Regions from separate parts of the Homo sapiens genome. Here all the other regions are linked to region 1. A link is an interaction called in ENCODE POLR2A ChIA-PET data of the cell type or tissue named here. Cell type or tissue: OCI-LY7. All regions are shown on one strand.

Evidence for each region. Peaks named below come from ENCODE experiments on the same cell type or tissue, not always from the same donor. Only the 100,000 strongest peaks of a DNase experiment are listed, where the experiment ranks them.
Region 2: POLR2A ChIA-PET joins it to region 1 with 5 read pairs; 3 of 35 experiments call an interaction of 5 or more read pairs at or near these places.
Region 3: POLR2A ChIA-PET joins it to region 1 with 5 read pairs; 3 of 35 experiments call an interaction of 5 or more read pairs at or near these places.

What each region holds. Positions count from the first base shown.
Region 1 is chr14:91,474,721-91,478,720 of GRCh38, forward strand. It overlaps PPP4R3A (protein phosphatase 4 regulatory subunit 3A), which reads right to left. Exons shown (of 15, transcript NM_001366432.2): 5 at 2,189-2,266; 6 at 1,688-1,804; 7 at 1,091-1,246. Among named protein-coding and RNA genes, the nearest start is that of PPP4R3A, 34 kb to the right of the region's middle. In OCI-LY7, no CTCF peak of the experiment used is centred here; no DNase peak of the experiment used is centred here; H3K27ac peaks cover 933 bases.
Region 2 is chr14:91,557,462-91,561,461 of GRCh38, forward strand. The region is part of intron 2 of LOC101928957 (a long non-coding RNA gene); the gene reads right to left. Among named protein-coding and RNA genes, the nearest start is that of PPP4R3A, 49 kb to the left of the region's middle. RefSeq lists enhancers at 1-105, 106-647. In OCI-LY7, no CTCF peak of the experiment used is centred here; no DNase peak of the experiment used is centred here.
Region 3 is chr14:91,944,564-91,948,563 of GRCh38, forward strand. FBLN5 (fibulin 5) reads right to left here and starts at 3,131. Exons shown (of 11, transcript NM_006329.4): 1 at 2,650-3,131. The coding sequence starts at 2,666. In OCI-LY7, no CTCF peak of the experiment used is centred here; no DNase peak of the experiment used is centred here.

The DNA of each region.
Region 1 (4,000 bases):
TAAGAGACTCTTCCTTCTCATCCTCCTGAGTATCTGGGACTATGGGTGCATGCCACCATATCTAAGTTTTAAAAATTAATTTTGTACTAAAGGAGGGTCTTGCTATGTTGCTGAGGCCGATGTTAATATTTTATAAAAGAAAAACATGACACAACAGTTCAAACTGGTGCTTTTTTGCACCTATCCTGCACTATAAAAATAAAAACTTAAACATAGCAGTTACATGGCATTCCATTTCCTTTTGACATCACAATACATTAAATAGGATCTTTTCAAAAAGTAAGACAGTCTATTTTCCTATTTCGTAAAAATACCACAGGCTGGAATTCTAAACAGATTTTTTTTTTTTCCTTAGGGGATCTTTATTCCCCTCCTCCCTTAAGAAGGACCTGAGAGCAGGTCCTTCTTACTCATTCTTACGTAAAAAGTTGCTTCCAAATTGTTATGGGGGAAGCAGGAAAAAATCAGAATCATTGGTTCAATTATTTTAAAATAAAGGAGAGCACACACATTTAGTGCTCTCACATGTCACGCACTATGTGATCCAGGCGCACCCTTCACATTACCAGGATATATTCTCTACTACTTTAAAATCTGGTATATCTCAGATGCTAACGTGAGTGTTTGTGAACAACGTAACAGCTTGTTCTCTATGGCTAGGCAGTAAAGAAACAGCACCCTTCATATTTTAAGGGACTGTGCTACATTTCTTCATTCTTGGCGATTTTGAGAATCTACCCTAAAGTCAATGTTTTCCTAGGTAACTTACTCTTAATTCCCCAGATACAAGAATTGATTGACTAAATGATTTAAAAAACACAATATAGCAAGTTGACTTCAGAATTAAAACAAAACAAAACAAAAAAAAACTGACATGAATATTTTAAAAGGCAATTTAAATGAACATAAATAGTTGCTGTAGGACAAATTGATAAACTGAGACAGGAACCAATTTAGGGGAACAATAAGCTGTCTGATATTATGGCTACACTTTTCCCAAACAGCAACAATTAAATCTTAAAAGTGAATAATAAAAACAGTTATAGCTTCCTATGTATAAATACTTACTATTAGTACAAATAATATTTACCTTGCTGGTTATTTTTTGCTCTGTTAACTTCTTACTTACATCATCATTCTGTTGTGCCTCCTGCATGACAAACTCTCGTACCATGGATGGATTATATTCAACCAAGTATGAGAATATATCAGTAGCAGCACTTCGCACCTGTGTATCATCCATGCCCTGCAGACAAAAAACATTTATTTTTCCTGTATTTATAAAAATACGGAACCTATAGCTATGTAAATATCCAAACCTAACAAAACATATGAAAAAACTTCAATGTAAAAGAAAGGTCAAAGAAATTCTTCTGCATATAAAACTCTTATTGTACGGATAAAATTATACTTTCTAAATCATTTATTTGTTTGCCTATTTTAACATTTCAGCTAATAAGCTGCAAAGCTGACAAACTATCATTAAATTATGGGAAATTCCTTTACTGCATTCTTTCAATACTGTGTGAAAACTGTCTAATATTGGAATTTTACAGCTTCTTTAACTTAATGAACTACGCAGCTAATTTCAAATATTGGCTATAATAGAATATTTGCATGTAGCATTAAAAATATTAATTTTGGGATTAAAAAATGGTAATTAAAAATGAGGAGACACAAAACTTACAAGGATGACTTCTAAAGCTGGTAATATGCCCATGTTTGACAAAGTCTTGAAAAAAGCATCTCTGTTTTGAGGCTGTAGCGTTTGGGAAAACGCACAAAATTCTTTTAAAAAGTTAACCTGAAATTAGAAAAAAGGATAAGTGATATAAAAAGTTTATTTTATTTATTTATTTATTGAGACGGAGTCTTGCTCTTGTTGCCGACGCTGGAGTGCAATGGCACGATCTTGGCTCACTGCAACCTCCACCTCCCGAGTTCAAGCGATTCTCCTGCCTCAGCCTTCTGAGTAGCTAGGATTACAGGTGCCCGCCACCATGCTTGGCTAATTTTTGTACTTTTTAGTAGAGATGGGGTTTCGCCATGTTCGCCAGGCTGGTCTCAAACTTCTGACCTCGTGATCCACCCACCTCGGCCTCCCAAAGTGCTGGGATTTACAGGCGTGAGCCACCAAGCCCGGCCAGTTGTTTTATTTTTATGCCTTTCATAGTATCTAATTTCTTACCAATTCCTGTCTTTTTTCCTCATCTGTTGCTTCATCTGTTAGTTGTGCAAACAAATCTGTCAGAAATTTTTCATCTTCCTGTGAAACAAAGGACAAATGCAATTATGTTAATGCTAAGATTGTCCTAAAATATAATTTCAGGAATGCTTTAATATACACAGCAATAACTATAAAAAGGAAAGGTGGTATTGGCAATGCTGTCTTTTTTTTTTTTTTTAACAGAAGGAAAAACCACACTATTAAAGTATAAAATTTTGTCAAGGCTCTATTTTCTAAGCCTATATAAAGGCCAGGTAGTAAATATTTTGAGCTTTGCGGCCCATGTGATCTCTACTACGAGTACTCAACCCTGCTCCAGTAATATGAAAGTAGTCACAGACAACTGGAAATGAATGGATATGGCTGTATTTCAATAAAATATTACTTACAAAAATAGCAGGACCAACACTTGCTGACCCCTCACTTTCATAGGTTTTATAACCTTATTAACTTTTAAAAGGTAGTTCTACAACCTCTCAAATGAGAATGAAAATGAAGACAAAGCTACTTTAGTGTTTTAAAGATACAGAGAATGACTCAATTATTTAAAAAGCAAAATTTAGAACTTTTTGTTTTACTTCCTCATTTTATAATTGAGACTTGGATTTTAAAATTTACCCAAGCCCAATTAAGGTGGCAGAGCCTTCATGATTGTCCGGTCAATGTTTCTCATCACTATTTTTTCATCAAGATCTTGGCTTTTGTTTTGTTTTGCTTTTTGAGACAGAGTCTTGCTCTGTCACCCAGGTAGAGCACAGTGGTGCCATCTCGGCTCACTGCAACCTCCGCCTCCCAGGTTAAAGCAATTCTCCTGTCTCAGTCTCCTTAGCAGCTGGGACTACAGGCACACACCACTACACCCAGCTAATTTTTGTACTTGTAGCAGAGATGGGGTTTTGTCATGTTGGCCAGTCTGGTCTTGAACTCGTGGCCTCAAGCAATCCACTGGCCTGGGCCTCCTGAAGTGCTGGGATTACGCACATGAACCACCATGCTCGACCAAGATTTTAATTACTACCTCAGCTAGTGGAAGTAGATTCAATACCACTTAAGCCCTAGACATGCCTCACTCTAAATACACATACACATGGATGTATATACAAGCTCCCACTAGATTACTGGCTCCACATTCACTGTTGTGAGTGCTCCAGAAAAATCTTCTGTGGCACTAAGTTAGTTTGGTTATTCTCACCTTTACTTTTTCTAAAATGAACAAATAGGTCATACCTCATTAATATGATCTTGACCATGTTTGCTACCCAAATGGCATCCAATTTCAAGACACATCTCCAATATACTATATTCTACCAAATGGGTATCAAATGGTTAAAAAAGACATTCTCTGAACTGCTGCAGTTGGGGGTACAGAAATAGAGAAAATAAGAATGTTTATGGTACTACAAAGGAAGCAGTCAATGTTAAGAGGGTGTGATATTTATTTTGTGTGCATGGGGCTATACAAAGTGGGCAGGAACCTGCATTAAACTGTACCTCAATCACTTCTTGCCAAAACATTTGTAAAATGCTACAGCCTTCACAGCAGCACTTTGGATAGAAGTGTCCAGCATCAAGAGAAACAGACATATTGGCAGCCAGTATTTTACAAAGCACATTACAGGGAAGCAAAGATTTAACAACTTGAAATTATTCATACTTAATGAATAAAACTGGCATTTTACATGTATGAAGACCAAGAAAACACAGAAGTGACAAATCCCCACATAACAAAAACAGAACCATATGGAGCTAAAGAAAAGGATCAGGAGAACTCAG
Region 2 (4,000 bases), 83 kb after region 1:
GGGGGCTACCCCCCCACCTCCCTCCCGGACGGGGCGGCTGGCCGGGCGGGGGGCTGACCCCCCCACCTCCCTCCCGGACGGGGCGGCTGGCCTGGCGGGGGCTGACCCCCACCTCCCTCCCGGATGGGGTGGCTGCCGGGCGGAGACGCTCCTCACTTCCCAGACGGGGTGGCTGCCAGGCGGAGGGGCTCCTCACTTCTCAGACGGGGCGGTTGCCAGGCGGAGGGTCTCCTCACTTCTCAGATGGGGCGGCCGGGCAGAGACACTCCTTACCTCCCAGACGGGGTCACGGCCGGGCAGAGACGCTCGTCACTTCCTAGATGGGATGGCGGCCGGGAAGAGGCGCTCCTCACTTCCTAGATGGGATGGCGGCTGGGCAGAGACGCTCCTCACTTTCCAGACTGGGCAGCCAGGCAGAGGGGCTCCTCACGTCCCAGACGATGGGCGGCCAGGCAGAGACGCTCCTCACTTCCCAGACGGGGTGGCGGCCGGGCAGAGGCTGCAATCTCGGCACTTTGGGAGGCCAAGGCAGGTGGCTGGGAGGTGGAGGTTGTAGCGAGCCACGATCACGCCACTGCACTCCAGCCTGGGCACCATTGAGCACTGAGTGAACCAGACTCCGTCTGCAAACCCGGCACCTCGGGAGGCCAAGGCTGGCGGATCACTCACTGTTAGGAGCTGGAGACCAGCCCGGCCAACACAGCGAAACCCCGTCTCCACCAAAAAAGTACGAAAACCAGTCAGGCGTGGCGGCGCGCGCCTGTAATCGCAGGCACTCGGCAGGCTGAGGCAGGAGAATCAGGCAGGGAGGTTGCAGTGAGCCGCGATGGCAGCAGTACAGTCCAGCTTCGGCTCGGCATCAGAGGGAGACGGTGGAAAGAGAGGGAGAGGGAGACCGTGGGGAGAGGGGGACTGTGGGGAGAGGGGGACCGTGGGGAGAGGGAGAGGGAGAGGGAGAGGGAGAGGGAGACTCTTAAATAAAAAAATTTCCAATCCAGAATCTCATATCTGGCGAAACTAAACTTCATTAGTGAAGGAGAAATAAAATCCTTTTCAGACAAGCAAATGCTGAGGAAATTTGTCACTGCCAAGACTGCCTTGCAAGAGCTCCTGAAGGAAGCACTAAATATGGAAAGGGAAAAAATGTTACCAGCCACTACAAAAACACACTGAAGTACACAGACCAGTGACACTATGAAGCAACTACCTCAACAAGTCTGGAACATAATCAGCTAGCATCATGATGACAGGATCAAATTCACACATAACAATGTTAACCTTAAGTGGAAATTGGCTAAATGCCCCAATTAAAAGACACAGAATGGCAAGCTGGATAAAGAGTCAAGCCACATCAGTGTGCTATATTCAAGAGACCCATCTTATGTGCAAAGACACACATAGGTTCAAAATAAAGTGATGGCGGAAAATCTACCAAGCAAATGGACAGCAGAAAAAAGCAGGGGTTACAATCCTAGTTTCTGACAAAACCAACTTTAAACCAACACAGATCGAAAAAGACAAAGAAGGGCATTACATAATGGTAAAGGGTTCAATTCAACAAGAAGACCTAACTATTCTAAATATATATGCACCCAGTACAAGAGCACCCAGATTCATAAAACAAGTTCTTAGAGACCTACAAAGAGACTTAGACTCCCAAACAATAATAGTGGGAGGCTTTAACACCCAACTGTCAATATTAGACAGATCATCAAGACAGAAAATTAACAAGGATATTCAGGACTTGAACTCAGCTCTGGCTTAAGTGGACCTGATAGATATCTACAAAACTCTCCACCCCCAAACAATCGAATATAAATTCTTCTTGATGTCACATGGCAACTTACTCTAAAATCAATCACATAATTGGAAGTAAAACACTCCTCAGCAAATGCAAAAGAACTGAAATCATAACAAAAAGTCTCTTAGACCGCAGTGCCATCAAATTAGAACTCAAGACTAAGAAACTCACTCAGAACCACACAAATACACGGAAATTGAACAACCTGCTCCTGAACGACTCCCAGCTAAATTATGAAATTAAAGCAGAAATCAAGAAGTTATTTGAAACCAATGAGAATGAAGAGACAATGTACCAAAATTTCTGAGATGTAGCTAAAGCAGTGTTAGGAGGGAAATTTATAGCACTAAAGGCCCACATAAAAAAGCTGGGAAGATCTGAAATCAACATCTTAATGTCACAACTAAAAGAGCTAGAGAACCAAGATCAAACAAACCCCAAATCTAGCAGAAGACAAGCAATAACCAAGATCAGAGCAGAACTGAAGGAGATAGAGACAGAAAGAACCCTTCAAAAAAATCAACAACTCCAGGAGCTGGTTTTTTGAAAAAATTAATAAAATAGACTGCTAGCTAGACTTATAAAGAATAAAAGAGAGAAGAATCAAATAGACACAATAAAAAATGACAAAGGGGATATCACCACTGACCCCACAGAAATACAAACAATACTATACGAATACAAAAATACTATAAACACCTCTATGCAAATAAACTAGAAAATCTAGAAGAAAAGGATAGATTCCTGAACACATACACCCTCCCAAGACTAAGCCAGGAAGAAGTTGAATCCCTGAATAGACCAATAACAAGTTCTGAAATTGAGGCAGTAATAAATAGCCTACAGACCAAAAAAAGCCCAGGATCAGACAGATTTATAGCTGAATTCTACCAGAGACATAGAGAGGAGCTGGGACCCTTCTGAAAATATTTCAAACAATTGAAAAGAAGGAACTCCTCCCTAATTCATTTTATTAGGCCAGCATCATCCTGATACCAAAACCTGGCAGAGATACAATAAAAAAAAGAAAACTTCAGGCCAATATCCATGATGAACATCAATGCAAAAACTCTCAATAAAATACTGGCAAACAGAATCCAGCAGCACATCAAAAAGCTTATCCACCACGATCAAGTTGGCTTCATCCTTGGGATGCAAGGCTGGTTCAACATATGCAAATCAATAAACATAATTCATCACATAAATAGAACTAAAGACAAAAACCACATGACCATCTCATTAGATGAAAAAAGGCCTTTGATAAAATTCAACATCCCTTCATATTAAAAAGTCTCAATAAACTAGGTAGTGATGGAACACACATAAAAATAATGAGAGCCATTTATGAAAACCCATTGCCAATATCATACTGAATGGGCAAAAGCTGGTAGTATTCCCCTTGAAAACTGGCACAAGACAAGGATGCCCCATCTTACCACTCCTATTCAAGATAGTATTGGAAGCTCTGGCCAGGGCAATCAGGCAAGAGAAAGAAATAAAGGATATTAGAATAGGAAGAAAGGAAGTCAAACTGTCTCTGTTTGCAGATTTTATATCTAGAAAACCCCATTGTCTCAGCCCAAAAGCTTTTTTTTTTTTTTTTTGGAGACAGAGTCTTGCCCTGTCACCCAGGCTGGAGTACAATGGCATGATCTTGGCTCACTGCAACCTCTGCCTCCTGGGTTCAAGCGATTCTTGTTCCTCAGCCTCCCAAGTAGCTGGGACTACAGGTGTGTGCCACCACACCCAGCTAATTTTTGTATTTTTAGTAGAGACAGGGTTTTGCCATGTTGGCCAGGCTGGTCTTGAACCCCTAACCTCAGGTGATCCACCTGCCTCAGCCTCCCCAAATGCTGGGATTACTGGCATGGGCCACTACACCTGGCCACAAGCTTCTTAAGCAACTTCAGCAAAGTCTCAGAATAGAAAATCAATGTGCAAAATTCACAAGCATTCCTATACACCAACAACAGATAAGCAGAGAGCCAAATCATGAATGAACTCCCATTTACAACTGGTACAAAGAGAATAAAATACCTAGGAATACAGCTAACAAGAGAAGTGAAGGACCTCTTCAAGGAGAGTTACAAAACACTGCTCAAGGAAATCAGAGAGGACACAAACAAATGGAAAAACATTCCATGTTCAAGGATAGGAAGAATCAATATCATGAAAATGGCCTTACTGTCCAAAGTAATT
Region 3 (4,000 bases), 470 kb after region 1:
TACATGGATAAACAAAATGCAGTCTGTACACACAAGGGAATAGTATTCAGTCTTAAAAAGGAAGGAAATTCTGACACATGCTACAATATGAATGAACCCTGACTGTATTATGTTAAGTGAAAAAAGCCACTCACAAAAAAGACAAAGTCTGCATGGGTCCATTTATACGAGGCACCTAGTGTAGTCGAAATTACAGAGACAAAAAGTGGAATGTTGGTAACCAGGGGCTTAGTGGGAGGGGAAGATGGGGAATTGTTTAATAGGTACAGAGATTCAGTCATGCAAGGTGAAAAGAGTTCTGGAGATTGCACAGCAATGTGAATGCAGTTAACACTACTGAACTAGACTCTTCAAAATGGTTATGGTAGAAAAAAAGACAAAATCAGGCTGGGCATGGTGGCTCCCACCTCTAATCCCAGCACTTTGGGAGGCCGAGGTGGGTGGATCACCCGAGGTCAGGAGTTTGAGACCAGCCTGGGCAACATGGTGAAACCCCGTCTCTACTAAAAATACAAAAATTAGCCGACTGTGGTGGCAGGCGCCTGTAGTCCCAGCTACTCTGGAGGCCAAGGCAGACAAATCACTTGAACCCAGGAGGCAGAGGTTGCAGGGAGCCGAGATTGCGCCACTGCATTCCAGCCCGGGAGACAGCGAGACTCCGTCTCAAAAAAAAAAAAAAAAAGAAAATCTAAACAAAAGCAGAGCGTTATCTAGTACTATTATTCAGTTCAACAGCAGTTTATCCAAGCAACTACTGCTTGTGGGTGTGGATGCCAGATGGAGGAGCTACAGAACTGTGAAACAACCACTACCCTTGAGAACCAGTTGGGGAGCCACGACAATGTCCATACACCTTGGCAAGGGCATGGAAAGAAATACCTATTGGGTGCCATAACAACCAGGCTGTGGGTAGCAACAAGACTTCCTGGAGAAGGTGATCTTGAAGGCTTCTTCAACAGAGCAGTGAACCTGGGGACATGGCTGAATTCTGGGGCCCGTTACTACAAACGTGCACCACAACAATATAATCCCTCCCTTTCAGGACACATGGCCCATCTGCATCAGCAACCCTGGGTATTAGAGGACCTGGAGTTAAGCTGACATCCAGAGGGAATAGGGCCCTGATACGATCTTAGGAGATGCGAGGCCATTTCCTTTATCGAGTCCCCAATCCAAAAAATAAGGACGCTGAGAGTCCACAAGTTTTCATGTAAGTGCCTGGGTGAGCCAGATTCTAGAACGCTGGAGACAGCTCTGACCTTATAAAGTGCAGAGCCAAATCCCAGGGCTTTTTGATATTTGCCATGGCCAGATTTATATCTGGAAGGAATGAAAGAACAATAACAAATTTATTTTCCAGTCTGTGTATTATGAATTTCAATGTTTTCCTGTTTCTTCACATGAAGTTTCCTTTCAGTTGGTTATAAAACCCTGTCTCGTTTATGTTGGAGAAAGAACAGGCTGACTGCAACACAGTGGACTTCAAGAGCTAGTTGAAAAGGCATGCTAACCCCATCTTTCCCCCTACTCCCCGCAGCCCCATTCCCTTTGGCTAGAGGCAGCCCTGGGACAGGTCTTGCCTCAAGCCCAGCCTCTTGGAAGAGCCACAGCTGAGTCCTGGGGGCCAAACAGGTTCCAGGCTAATAGGATTTTCCTAAAATGAAAGAATACCCAAGCACTACTGCCTCACAGCATCACGAATAGCTGCACCTTGTGATTAAAAAAAAAAAACCCTGGAAACTCCAAAAATGAACTAACTATAAGAATAGCTGGGGGGAGGCAGGTTGGTGCTCATAACCGGTCCTGGGAACTTTCTAAAGCAGGTGGGTTCGCCGGTGTTGTGCCTCAGCCTGAAACACAAGGAAAGCCGGAGAGACCAACCAAATACCAGGACTGCCTGTCACAGAAGTGCTGGTCCCCAATCCAGGATGACATTGTTACAGCTTAGTTTTCAGCACACACACACACACACACACACCCCACAGACACATACATACGCACACAAGGTTAATTTGTTCAAAGCAGTATGTTTTCAAGAGCTCGCTGAATAAAGACTGTGGGTGTCATTTAGGTAAAGTTCTCCAAGACTTAAGGATTACTTAACTGTAATTGCAATTTCCTTAAAGAATAGCAAAACATTTGCTTACATGTATCTCTGTCTGCAGTTCCCACTTCTCATTGGCTTGAAACTTCTGTGAGAATCCCACACAAACATAGAGCAAATCCAGCCCCGCGGTGTTCAGCTAGCCTGTCTGCTTGTCTATCAGCCGATGCGGCGCAGTAATTGCTAGTGAACTAGTAATTGGCCTCCCGAAATTTAAAAAATACATACAAAAATCCCTTAAAACGACAAAGTTGCTGCCCTTTCCAGAAAAGAAAGAGGAATGAAGCGCTGAGAATTTCGCAGCCCTCTCTGATGCTGGCTTTTGAAACTGTATTAGAAAATACCCACTCCCAAAAGAACGCTTCAAGATGGAAATTACAGAGGCGCAGCTTTTTATAATTAACAATATCATTGCATCACTAGCTCATGCCTTTTCCAATATCCTGACACCGCCTGAATCGCAGCCATAACCATTTTCCACCCATCGGATTTTTAGCAAGGCTTCCAGACCCTGGAGAAAGAAAAGTCCAGCGCCGAGAACCCACCTTTTTATTCCTGGCATGTCCAAGACGCGCGAGGAGGAGATGCGAAGGCGAGAAGAAAGCTCGCGGGCGGGACCCCCGGAGGAGCTCGGGCACGTCGGCCTCCTCTGGGCCCTCGGGGCTCGCGGGTGTTTTATTCCAGAGGGGCCGAGCGAGTCGTGGAGAGGACACGGGGAGAGCGCCGGGGTCCTCCCAGCCACTGCAGAGCCCTCAGCGCAAGCACCTGGTTTTGCTTAGCCCTCTTCAGTAATTCAGCATTAAACCAATTGGAGGAGGAATGTTAAAAATGAACACTTCATTTTCTAAGTATGTTAAACAATGCAAATGGGGCCTCAGTCTGGACACAGCTGGTTCAGATTACAGCGCTCACCAACTGGCTAGACTCCTCACAACAATCTTGGGGCGTCTGCCAGGGCCCAGTGCTCGGCGCTGGGAGGAGAGCCCTTCCCCGGCCGCGCTCGGCTGCGAGCGCCCGGGCAGAAGGCGAGGGGCGGGCGCGCGCAGGGGTGCGGGGGCTGGGAGGGCCCGGGCCCCTTGACCTTCCCACCCAGGGGCGGGGCGGGGCTGGCAGCGCGGCCCGGCGGGGAGGGGCGTGCACGCCCGCGCTGCGTGGCAAGGGGACCCGCGAGAACGTTGTCGCCTCCGGAAGGAAAGGGACTTGAACTCACGACCCACGCAGCTCCAGGGACTAGAAACTCACGATCGATTGGGAAACCAGAACCTACGAAGCAGAGGCTTGGGGCGAGCGACGGGAGAGTCGCGATCTTCCCGAAGAAGGGGTGGGGAGCAGCGGGGTGGGGTGGGGGGGAAGAGGATGGAATCCCGCTGGTGCGAATTCCAGACTTCAGCTTGTGCAATGCAAGTCTTAGGACGCTTTTCTCTCCCCGCCCTCATTCCCCGATTCTCCCTGGCATTTTCTCGCTTTCCTGGAAAAGTGTCCCCTGGCTCGAAAGTGATTTTAACAAGTTAAACGGTGATTTGAAGAAGGGACAGTCTGGAAAAGCAGAATGGTGGAGACAGCACATAAGACATGCTGAGTCCTTTGCATTCATTCTAGTGGAGGCTTCAACCTGTTTCTTTTTCCTGTTTGTTTGTTTGTTTGTTTGTTTGTTTTTAAGCCATTGGAGTACTTTTGTCAATGAAATCTTACAGAAGGCACTCACTCTATAAAACGCCAGTGGATGGACTGTGGCCTATCCCATCTGCTTCCACCTGCATCTTCCTACCTGCAGCCGAAAAGCCCTGATCCAGGTCCCCTGTCCTCACCACCACTCTAAGCAGTAGGAATGATCATCTCCATGTTATTAGAGGTGAAGATAAGAGAGGTTAGGTAACCTCCCCATAGTCACGCAGC